Linked DNA regions of Homo sapiens: region 2 is linked to region 1. A link is an interaction called in ENCODE POLR2A ChIA-PET data of the cell type or tissue named here. Cell type or tissue: B cell. All regions are shown on one strand. Each heading gives the region's core, and the rest is flanking DNA. Links, peaks and the distances in the headings are about the cores only.

Evidence for each region. Peaks named below come from ENCODE experiments on the same cell type or tissue, not always from the same donor. Only the 100,000 strongest peaks of a DNase experiment are listed, where the experiment ranks them.
Region 2: POLR2A ChIA-PET joins it to region 1 with 6 read pairs; 7 of 35 experiments call an interaction of 5 or more read pairs at or near these places.

Annotation. Positions count from the first base shown.
Region 1 is chr19:43,488,356-43,494,648 of GRCh38, forward strand. All of the region lies in intron 9 of PHLDB3 (pleckstrin homology like domain family B member 3), which reads right to left. Among named protein-coding and RNA genes, the nearest start is that of PHLDB3, 13 kb to the right of the region's middle. In B cell, for the core only: no CTCF peak of the experiment used is centred there; no DNase peak of the experiment used is centred there.
Region 2 is chr19:43,561,183-43,565,459 of GRCh38, forward strand. All of the region lies in intron 2 of XRCC1 (X-ray repair cross complementing 1), which reads right to left. Among named protein-coding and RNA genes, the nearest start is that of XRCC1, 12 kb to the right of the region's middle. RefSeq lists an enhancer at 1,903-2,403. In B cell, for the core only: no CTCF peak of the experiment used is centred there; DNase peaks (open chromatin) are centred at 1,249, 1,759, 2,729, 3,089 and 2 weaker places; H3K4me3 peaks cover 896 bases; H3K27ac peaks cover 4,000 bases.

The sequences.
Region 1 (6,293 bases), core at 2,162-6,161:
CTGACGTGGAAGGATCGCTTGAACCCCGGAGGTCAAGGTTGCAGGGAGCTGAGATTGTGCCACTGCGCTCCAGTCTGGGCGACAGAGTGACAGCCTGTCTCAAAAAAAATAAGTAAAACAAAAAAACAAAAAACCCACCGTGCTGGTGGCTATGTAGGAAACCCAGATGCCCTCACATGATACTGGGGGTGTTCTACTGGAACAAGCTTTATGGAGGGCAACTTGGCTTTTTTAAAAAAAATCTGAATGACAAATGCATAAACCATGGAGCCCCAATTCCAATTCTAGAAATTCAGCGGATGGATACACTCATACACATGCAAAGTGATCTGAGTTCAAGGTGATTCCCTGCAGTGCCATCTGTGCTAGCAAAAGCCTGGAGACCACCTAAATGCCCATCAGAAGGGGACAAGGTAAATGAACCATGGCTTATGCACTCCATAGACCATTTTTTTTTTTTTTGAGTTGGAGTCTCACTCTGTTGCCCAGGCTGGAGTGCAGTAGCACAATCTCGGCTCATTGCAACCTCCGCCTCCTGGGTTCAAGCGATTCTTCTGCCTCAGCCTCACGAGTAGCTGGGATTACAGGCATGTGCCACCACGCCAGGCTAATTTTTGTATTTTTAGTAGAGATGGGGTTTCACCATATTGGCCAGGCTGGTCTCGAACTCCTGACTTCAAGTGATCCACCTGCCTCGGCCTCCCAAAGTGCTGGGATTACAGGCGTGAGCCACCGCACCCAAGTGACTCTAAGGACAATTCTGCAGTGTAGAACAAGAGGAAGATGCATCCTACATCCAGGTAGAACATAATATCCAAAAAAGAAAAGAAAAAAAACAGAACATAATATCCAAGAGAAAACCAAGGCCAGGTGTGGTAGCGTGCACCTGTAGTCCCAGCTACTCAGGAGGCTGAGGTGGGAGGATCACTTGAGCCCAGGAGGTTGACCCTGCAGTGAGCCATGATCATGCCACTGCACTCCAGCCTGGGCGACAGTGAGATCTATCTCTTAAAGTTTTTTTTTTTTTTTTTTTAAGCGAGTACAGAACAGCATAGAATAAACTAGGTATGCATAAAAGAGGGAGAAAGTACATACATGACTAGCTGTGTCAACACAGAATATCTCTGGGGAACACATGGGAAATTGGTAACCCTGGTGGCCCTCAGGAAGTGAACAGCGTAGGAGGGGGAACAAGAGCCGCAGAGTCTTCTCTGAATATCCTCCCACACCATGTGAATTTTGAACGAGGAGAATGTTAACTTTTTAAAAGCAAATAAACATGACAACTAAATGCAACCTGTGTTCCTGAGCCAAGAAAAAAAAAGTTTGTTTTTTTTTGTGAATTTTTTGCTAGAAAAAACACTGGTGGGGCCAGGAACAGTGGCTCATGCCTGTAATCCCAGCACTCTGGAAGGCCGAGGCAGGCAGATCACCTGAGGTCAGGAGTTCGAGACCAGCCTGGCCAACATGGTGAAACCCCGTCTCTACTAAAAATACAAAAATAAGCTGGGCGTGGTGGTGGGCACCTGTAATTCCAGCTACTCGGGAGTCTGAGGCAGGAGAATCACTTGAACCAGGGAGGCAGTGGTTGCAGTGAGCCGAGATCACACCACTGCACTCCAGCCTGAGCGGCAGAGCAAGACTCTGCCAAAAAGGAAAAAAAAAAAGAAAGAGCAAGAGAGAGAAAAAGGAAGGAAGGAAGGAAGGAAGGGAAGGAGGAAGGGAGGGAGGGAGGGAAAAACATTGGTGGAACAACTGACAAAATACAAATAAGGTCTGTGGATTCTAATAGTGTTGTCTCAGTGGTAGTTTCCTGAAATCGATCATTGAACTGTGGTTGTGTAAGAGAATGGGCTTGACATTAGGTAGTAAATTTAGGAATATTTAGGGGTTAAGGGGAATCATGGGTAAGAAAATAATGGGCCAGGCATGAAGGCTCACACCTGTAATCCTAGCACTTTGGGAGGTCCAGGGAAGGCAGATCACTTTAGCTCAGGAATTTGAGACCAGACTGGGGCAATATAGTGAGACCCCATGTCTACAAAGAATACAAAAATTAGCCTGGCGCATGTCTGTAATCCCAGCTACTTGGGGGGCTGAGGCAGGAGAATCGCTTGAGTCTGGGAGGTAGAGGCTGCAGTGAGCCAAGATCGCACCATTACACTCCACTCCAGCCTGGGCGACAGAGCGAGACTGTCTCAAAAATTGAAAACTAAAAAAAATAAAAACTCTGGGAGTTGAGAAATGTTAGCTCCACTTCACAGAGAAGAAACTGAGGCTCAAATCCCCGTGCTTTACTTGACTTTTTCCTTCCTTCCAGCCACATTCCCAGCACTTCCTAGCTGGGAGATATTAGATACTTGGCACTGAGGAACCAAGTGGGCAGGTCAGACCCCAGCTTTGTCTGCAGGGCACTTATGTTGTAGGAACTGCATAAGCCATCAGCAGGCCATAGAAACAGGCCGGTTCGGGTTCAAATCCCAGCTCTGCCACTTCCTGGGTGCATGACGTAGGCAAGTCATTTCTCTTCTCAAGCGAGGTGTCCTCTCTGTAAAGTGGGTAACATCTCACTGCCCTTCCTGGGTTGTTGCAAGGATTAAATGAGTGACCTCCTGCAATGCATGTAGAAGCATGCATGGCCCCCAGGTGAGATCCAGGAGCTAAGCAATGATCCACATTGGTGGGTACAGGGTGCACCTGGGCTTAGAGGCCTTCTGTGCACAGGGGCCAACAAGTCAGGTGACAACTCCATAGGACTGGACATGGCGTCCCACCAAATATTTTCATATATGCAATTTACTAATAAGGGTAATTGCTATCCTAAGTCACGTTGCCTGGCAACACAGCTGACACCTACCTTCATCAGGTTTCCAGGGGAAGCAGCCAGAAAGTTAATTTCCCATACAGAAGAACATCTGCTAACCCTTCACCCAAATAATAACGGAACCTGCTTGTGAGGGTTCTTCCCAAGAAAAAATGAAATTTTATATATTAGGTTGAGCCAGGGGAATTGCCAGTATACGACTGTTTCTTGCCTCCAAATATTAGCAATTCCATAAGATTCAAAGTGATAAAATGGTTTAGAACAGACCCTGACCTATATTAAGTGCTTTAAAATTAGTGTTATTAATATTGATTAATAAATAACAAGATTTTTTTTTTTTAAGATGGAGTCTCGCTCTGTTGCCCAGGCTGTCATGCAGTGGTGCGACCTTAGCTCACCGAAACCTCCATCTCCTGGGTTCAAACTATTCTCCTGCCTCAGCCTCCCGAGTAACTGGGATTATAGGCACGCACCAGCACACCCAGCTAATTTTTTTTTTTTTTTTGAGACAAGGTCTCGCTCTGTTGCCCAGGCTGGAGTGCAGTGGCATGATCTCAGCTCACTGCAACCTCCGCCTCCCAGGTTCAAGCAATTCTCCTGCCAAAGCCTCCTGAGTAGCTGGGACTAGGCTAATTTGTTGTATTTTTAGTAGAGACAGGGTTTCACCATGTTAGCCAGGCTGGTCTCGATCTCCTGACCTTATGACCTGCCTGCCTCTGCCTCCCAAAGTGCTAGGATTACCAGCGTGAGCCACTGCACCTGGCCGTTTTTTTTTTTTTGTTTTTTTTTTTTTTGAGACAGAGTCTCGCTCTGTCACCCAGGCTGGAGAGCAGTGGCATGATCTCGGCTCACTGCAACCTCCGCCTTCCGGGTTCAAGCGATTCTTCTGTCTCAGCCTCCCAAGTAGCTGTGACTACAGGCATGCACCACACCCGGCTAATTTTTGTATTTTTAGTAGAGACGGGGTTTCACCATGTTGGCCAGGCTGGTCTCGAACTCCTGACCTCGTGCTCCGCCTGTCTCCGCCTCCCAAAGTGCTGGGATTACAGGTGTGAGCCACCGCGCCCAGCCAATTTTTTGTATTTTTAGTAGAGATGGGGTTTCACCAAGTTGGCCAGGCTGGTCTTGAACTCCTGTCCTCAAGGGATCCACCCACCTCGGCCTCTCAAAGTGCTGGATTACAGGCATGAGCTGACGCACACTGTTATTATTTATTTATTTTTAAGACAAAGTCTCACTCTGTCGCCCAGGTCTGGAACTCCTGACCTCAGGTGATCCATCTGCCTCAGCCTCCCAAAATGCTGGGGTTACAGGCATGAGCCACCAAGCCCAGCCCACACACTGGTATTCTTAACAGTATTGCTTAAACTGCAGGATGGCTTGAGCCTGGGAGGCAGATCGTGTCACTGCACTCTGGCCTGGGTGACAGAGCCAGACCCTATCTCAAAAAAAAAAAAAAAAAAAGGAAAAAAGAACCTAAGTTCTGAAAACAGAGTACCTGGGTTCAAATCCCAGCTCTGCCACATACTAGCTGGTTAAACAACTTAACCTCTCTTGGTGTTTTTGCCTATAACATGGAAACAAGAACCTAGCTCACAGATTTGTTGCAAAGACAAATCAGTAAGCCAATCAGCATGAAGCATTTGTAACCATGCCTTGCACACTATAATGACTCAATAAAACCATTGTTATTATTATTGCTATTGTTAATGTTATTATTATTATTATTGTAAAGTCATTAAAAATGAGGCAACTGTAAATGTATCAATGTAAAACAATCTCCAAGATAGAGTTAAGTTAAAAAATAAAAACCAGTGGGCCAGGCACAGTGGCTCACACCTGTAATCCCAGCACTTTGGGAGGCCAAGGTGGGCAGATCACCTGAGGTCAGGAGTTCGAGACCAGCCTGGCCAACATGGCAAAACCCCATCTCTACTAAAAATACAAAAATTAGCCAGGCTTGGTGGCGCATGCCTGTAATCCCAGCTACTCAGGAGGCTGAGGCTGGAGAATCGCTTGAACCCAGGAGGCGGAGGTTGCAGTGAGTTGAGATCGCACCATTGCACTCCAGCCTGGCAATAAGAGTGAAACTCTGTCTCAGAATAAATAAATAAATAAATAAATAAATAAATAAATAAAATAAAAGCCAGTGAGACCCTATCTCTACAAATTGGACCCATGCGCGGTGGCTCATGCCTGTAATCCCAGCAATTTGGGAGGCTAAAACAAGAGGACCATTTGAGCCTAAGGGTTCAAGACCAGCTTGGGCAAAAGGAAGACCCCAACTCTACAAAAATAACTTCAAAAATCAGCTGTGTATGGTGGTGTGTGGTGCATGCCTGTGGTCCCAGCTACTCAAGGAGGATCACCTGAGCCTGGGAGGTTGAGGCTGCAGTGAGCTGTGATCCCACCATTGCACTCTAGCCTGGGCAACAGAGTGAGACTCTGTCAAAAAAAAAAAGCTAGAAGAGGACTTGAAATGTTCTCAACACACAGAAATGATAAATACTTGAGGTGATAGATACCCCAATACCCTGACTTATTACACATTCTATGCATGTAATAGCATATGTACCCCATAAATATGTCCCAAATATATCATTTTTAAAAAGAAAAGCCAACTAGTAGCTAATATACACATTTTTCAGAAGGACAGGTTGAATATCCCTTCTCCAAAATACTTGGGACCAGAAGGGTTTCAGATTTGGGATTTTTTTTCAGATTTTGGAATATTTGGGTTGAGCATCCCTAACCTAAAACTCTGAAACCCAAACTGCTCCAATGTGCATTTCCTTGGAGTATCATGTAGGCACTCAAAGAGTTTCAGATTTTTGAGCATTTTGGATTAGGGATTTTTTTTGTTTGTTTTTTGAGACAAAGTCTCACTCTGTCGCCTAGGCTGGAGTACAGTGGCATAATCTCGGCTCACTGCAACCTCTGCCTTCTCAGGTTCAAGTAATTCTCGTGCCTCAGCCCTGCATCACCATGCCTGGCTAATTTTTGTATTTTTAGTAGAGATGGGGTTTCACCATATTGGCCAGGCTGGTCTCGAACTCCTGACCTCAGGTCATCCGCTTGCCTTGGCCTCCCAAAGTGCTGGGATTACAGGCATGAGCCACCATGCTGGGCGCCTGTTTTAACTATAAATGAGCTGCCCCCCCACCACCCCCGCAGTTTTAAGGAAGTCTAGAAGGATTCTCAAAACACAAGTAGCTGCGTTACTTCTGAGAAGGGGAGACCTTATTAAAATATGCTGTTTGGTTGCTTTTAAAATCTACTCCTGGGTGCACATGTTCCCATTTCGCCAGGGCAGGGGTGGGTGTTACACAGAAAAAAAATAACAATAATAAAGCTGGAGTCATAGGAATAACCCTTGGCCAACCTTCCCTATCCCCCACCGGCCCCATACAGAAAATCAGAGTGGAAGTTCTGGAGACCCCAGTTCGGGGACTCTGCTGTTAGCCCCTCC
Region 2 (4,277 bases), core at 249-4,248, 71 kb after region 1:
CAGGGTATGGCATGGAGCAGAAACTCACAAAATAGTCACTGAATGAATGCATACGCGCCCACCTCACACATACCTGCTTCCCTGACCTCTCCAGACTCCACCAGGTCAGCTTATCACACACTGCCATAGAGCTCTCCTTGATAAGCACTTGCCAGAGTTATAACTTTATTCAAATCATCATGCAGACAAACAGCACATGTCACCCCTCACCCACAATCGCAGAGGACTCCAGGAAACCTCCCTGAGGGCAGGGGCTTTGTCCGATCTTGCTCACCGCTGGTTCCTGGGTTTGAATCCCAGCTGTGCTGCACACTAGCTGTATGACCATACCAGTTAACCTTTTGGAGCCTCAGTTTTCTCATCTGTAAAATGGGAATGACCACCATATCTAGGATCATGCACATAAATAATGGCCACAGGGCATGGCGAAGAGTAGGCAATTATCTGCTGTCAGTCAGGAGGTATTATTAGTCAGTGCTAGACAACTATTTGTTGAAAGAAGAAAAGAGCTACCTATAGGAGGGCTCATCTCAAAGGATCTGCCATTCCTGTCTGACAGATGAAGATGCAGAAAGCCGTGCGGGCCATGCGGGCACGGGAGGCAGTTAGGTTGAGGCAAGTGTCCTGCCTTCCAGTTTGGGGCTCTTTTATTAGGATCCTAGAATGACGCATTATTACAACTCTCAAAGGTACCTGGGCCAGGTGCAGTGGCTCAAGCCTGTAAATCCAGCACTCTGCGAGGCCAAGGCAGTGGACCACTTGAGGCCAGCCTGGCCAACATGGCAAAACCCCTTCTCTACTAAAAATATAAAATATAGCCGGGCATGGTGACACATGCCTGTAGTCCCAGCTCTTCAAGAGGCTGAGGCACAAGAATCTCTTGAACCTAGGAGGCAGAGGTTTCAGTAAGCAGAGATCATGCCACTGCACTCCAGCCTGGGTGACAGAGCGAGACTCTGTCACAAAAAAAAAAAAAAAAAAAACCAAGGTACCTAGTCCACCCTACACTGCCCTCTCCCACCCCTGGTGATGACAGATGCTCCAATCTGCTCTGTTGCCTCCCTGTCAGATCATCTAGACATCACCTGCACACTGCTATCAACAGGAACACCACTGTATGGAAGGAGGGAGCCTGGACTTGGGGTGAGGTAGGCCTGGGCTCAAATACAGCAATGCCATTTCCAACCTGCACAACCTTGGGTGACGTATTCAACGTCTCTGTGAGGCAGTTTCCTCACATGCAAAAAGGGAAGATGGTCATTAACAACCCTCCCTCCTTGGCCAGGCGCAGTGGCTCACGTCTCTATAACCAGCACTTTGGGAGGCTGGGGTGGGAGGATCACTTGAGGCTGGGAGTTCAAGACCAGCCTGGGCAACATAGCCAGACCTTGTCTCTACAAAAATTACAAAAATTAGCAAGGCATGGTGGCACATACCTGTGGTCCCAGCTACTCAGGAGGCTGAGGAAGGAGGATCGCGTGAGCCTGGGGAGGTCAAGGCTGCAGTGAGTCATGTTCGCATCACTGTACTCTGGGCGACAGAGTGATGAGACCTTGTCTTCAAAAAAAAACTTACCCTCCCTCTGAAGGAAGTTGAGATGACACAGAATTAACAACTATAACCACAACTGCGGCCAACATCCGAGTGCACTGAGCGCTCCTGGTGTGCCAGACTCCTGCTAATAATACATGTATCTACTCTCCTGCAATGGCTCTGCCAGGCAGTTGCTATAATTATCTCCATCTTACACATGAGCAAACGGAGGCAGGAAGTGGTTATGTAACTTCACAGCTGGTGGGTGGCAAAGCCGGACCGGAACCCAGGCAGGCTGGCAACAGTCCACGCGTGCTCCTCCATCACACCACTGACGTGCTAGAGGAGGAAGATGGTGCTGGAGGAAGGGCCTGCCTAAGGCTGAGGCCGGCAGACCTCCTGCTGACTCCCCTGCCTCCACCGCCATTCCCAGCCCTGGGCCCTGGGCAGTGTACAGTGCTGCCTGGGCTCATGAGATGTCCCAGTCTGGGCCAGGTGTGGTGGCTCACACCCGTAATACCAGCACTTTGGGAGGCTGAGACAGGTGAATCGCTTGAGGTCAGGAGTTTGAGACTAGCCTGGCCAACATGGTGAAACCCTGTCTCTACTAAAAATATGAAAATTAAAATTAGCCGGGCATGGTGGTGAGCGCCTGTAATCCCAGATACTGGGGAGGCTGAGGCAGGAGAATCACTTGAACCCGGGAGGCAGAGGTTGCAGTGAGCCGAGATTGTGCCACTGCACTCCAGCTTGGGCGATGGAGTGAGACTCTGTCTCAAAAACAACAACAACAACAAAAACAACAATAACAAGAAGTCCCAGTCTGACTGCTCCCCAGGCCAGGCTTGGTGACTTTCCACCAGCCACAACGGCCTCCCTTCTGTGCCAAGAACAGTCTGGCTCCTTCCCACCTCAGGGCCTCTGCACCTGCCAATCCCCCTGCCTAGACCACTCTTCCCTCAAACATATCCATAGCTGGGTAAAAGTTTGCCTTCTGTGCTTCAGGTGCCCACTCAGATGTCACTTCAGACCATAAGTAACCTACCTCGCCCCCTACCTGGTGCCACTCTCTATCTCCCTACCCGACTTTACTTTTCTTCATGATTACTGCCTGGTGTTACACAGTTACATCTTTTTTGTTTGTATTTGTCTAGCATCTGTCTCTCCCGCCAGACTTTTAAGCTCCACAAGAGCAAGGACAGTATCGTCTGAGTTGTTCCCTACTGTGTCCCCAAGGCCAAGAACAGTGTCTGGTCCTTCCCAGCTCTGCTGATTTCCTGCTGTGTGATCCTGGAGCAAATGGTTTCATTTCACCCCTTGTGCCTCAGTTTTCGAACCTATGAAATGGGGACAATAACAACGTCTATCTCATAAAGTTGTTGAGAACATTCAAATCCATACCAAGAATGAGAAATAACATACCAAGTGCCTGGAATACTGCCTGGCACCGAGCAAACACTACATAAATGTCAGCTGCGAATATCATTAACACAGCAGGCCTCTACTGCATTCCCAATGGATGTACAGACAGACGCAGAACAGGCGCCCAGCAACCGTTTGCAGAAGTTACTACTCAAGAGTTATTAAGCAGTAACTCTGGCTCTGTCCTCCCTTACCAAGTGGCCCTGTTGAGCCCCTTCTCTGCTGCTTGCCTGGGTGTCCCATCTGTCACAAGAGGATCATCATGGCTAACATTTTCGGATTCTCACCATGTGCCAGGTGCTTGGTGTATGAGTTTCCTGTTACTGTTGTACAAATTAGCACAAACTTTGTGGCTAAAAACACAAATTTGGCCAGGCGCAGTGGCTCACGCCTGTAATCCCAGAACTTTGGGAGACTGAGGCAGGCGGATCACCTGAGGTAGGGAGTTCGAGACCAGCCTGACCAAAATGCAGAAACTCCGTCTCTACTAAAAATACAAAATTAGCCAGGCGTGGTGGCGCATGCCTGTAATCCCAGCTACTCAGGAGGCTGAGGCAGGAGAATTGCTTAAACCGGGGGGGCGGAGGTTGCAGTGAGCCGAGATCACACCACTGCACTCCAGCCTGGGCAAGAAGAGCGAAACTCCGTCTCAAAAAAACAAAAAAAAAACACACAAATTTAATATCTTACAGATCTGGAGGTCAAAAGTCTGAAACTCGGCCTTACAGGGCTAAAATCTAGATGCGGCAGGGCTGCATTCCTTCCTTCCGGGAGCACTAGAGGAGAACGTGTCTCCTTGCATCTTCGGCTTCTCGAGGCCACCTGCCTTCCTTGGCTCACAGTCCCTTCCTCGTCTTCAAAGCTGCTGAAAGCGCTGGCATCACTCCAGGCTCTGCTTGCATCTTCACAGCTCTGGTTCCAGCTCTCTTGCCTCCCTCTTTCCCTTATAAGGCCTCTGGGGGTTACGTGAGGCCCACCAGATAATCCAGGGCACTCTCCCCATCTCAAGATCCTTAATTTAATCAAACCCACAGAGCTCCTTTGGCCATTAAAATATTTCCAGGTTCTGGGGATGAGGACATGAACATCTTTTGAGCACCACTGTTCTGTCCACCACACTTGGCTAAGCATGGGCCGGGCATCACTGAAGCCTCAAAACCACTTTAAATAGAAGGGTCTGTTACGACTCCAGTTTCACAGATGGGGAAACTGAGGCTCAGACAGGTTTAATCAATAGCTTACATGGCACACAAGCTAATAACTAGCAGAGTACTTCGGACGCAACTGCCTGACTGCAAAGCACTGTCCAATACCACCACTGT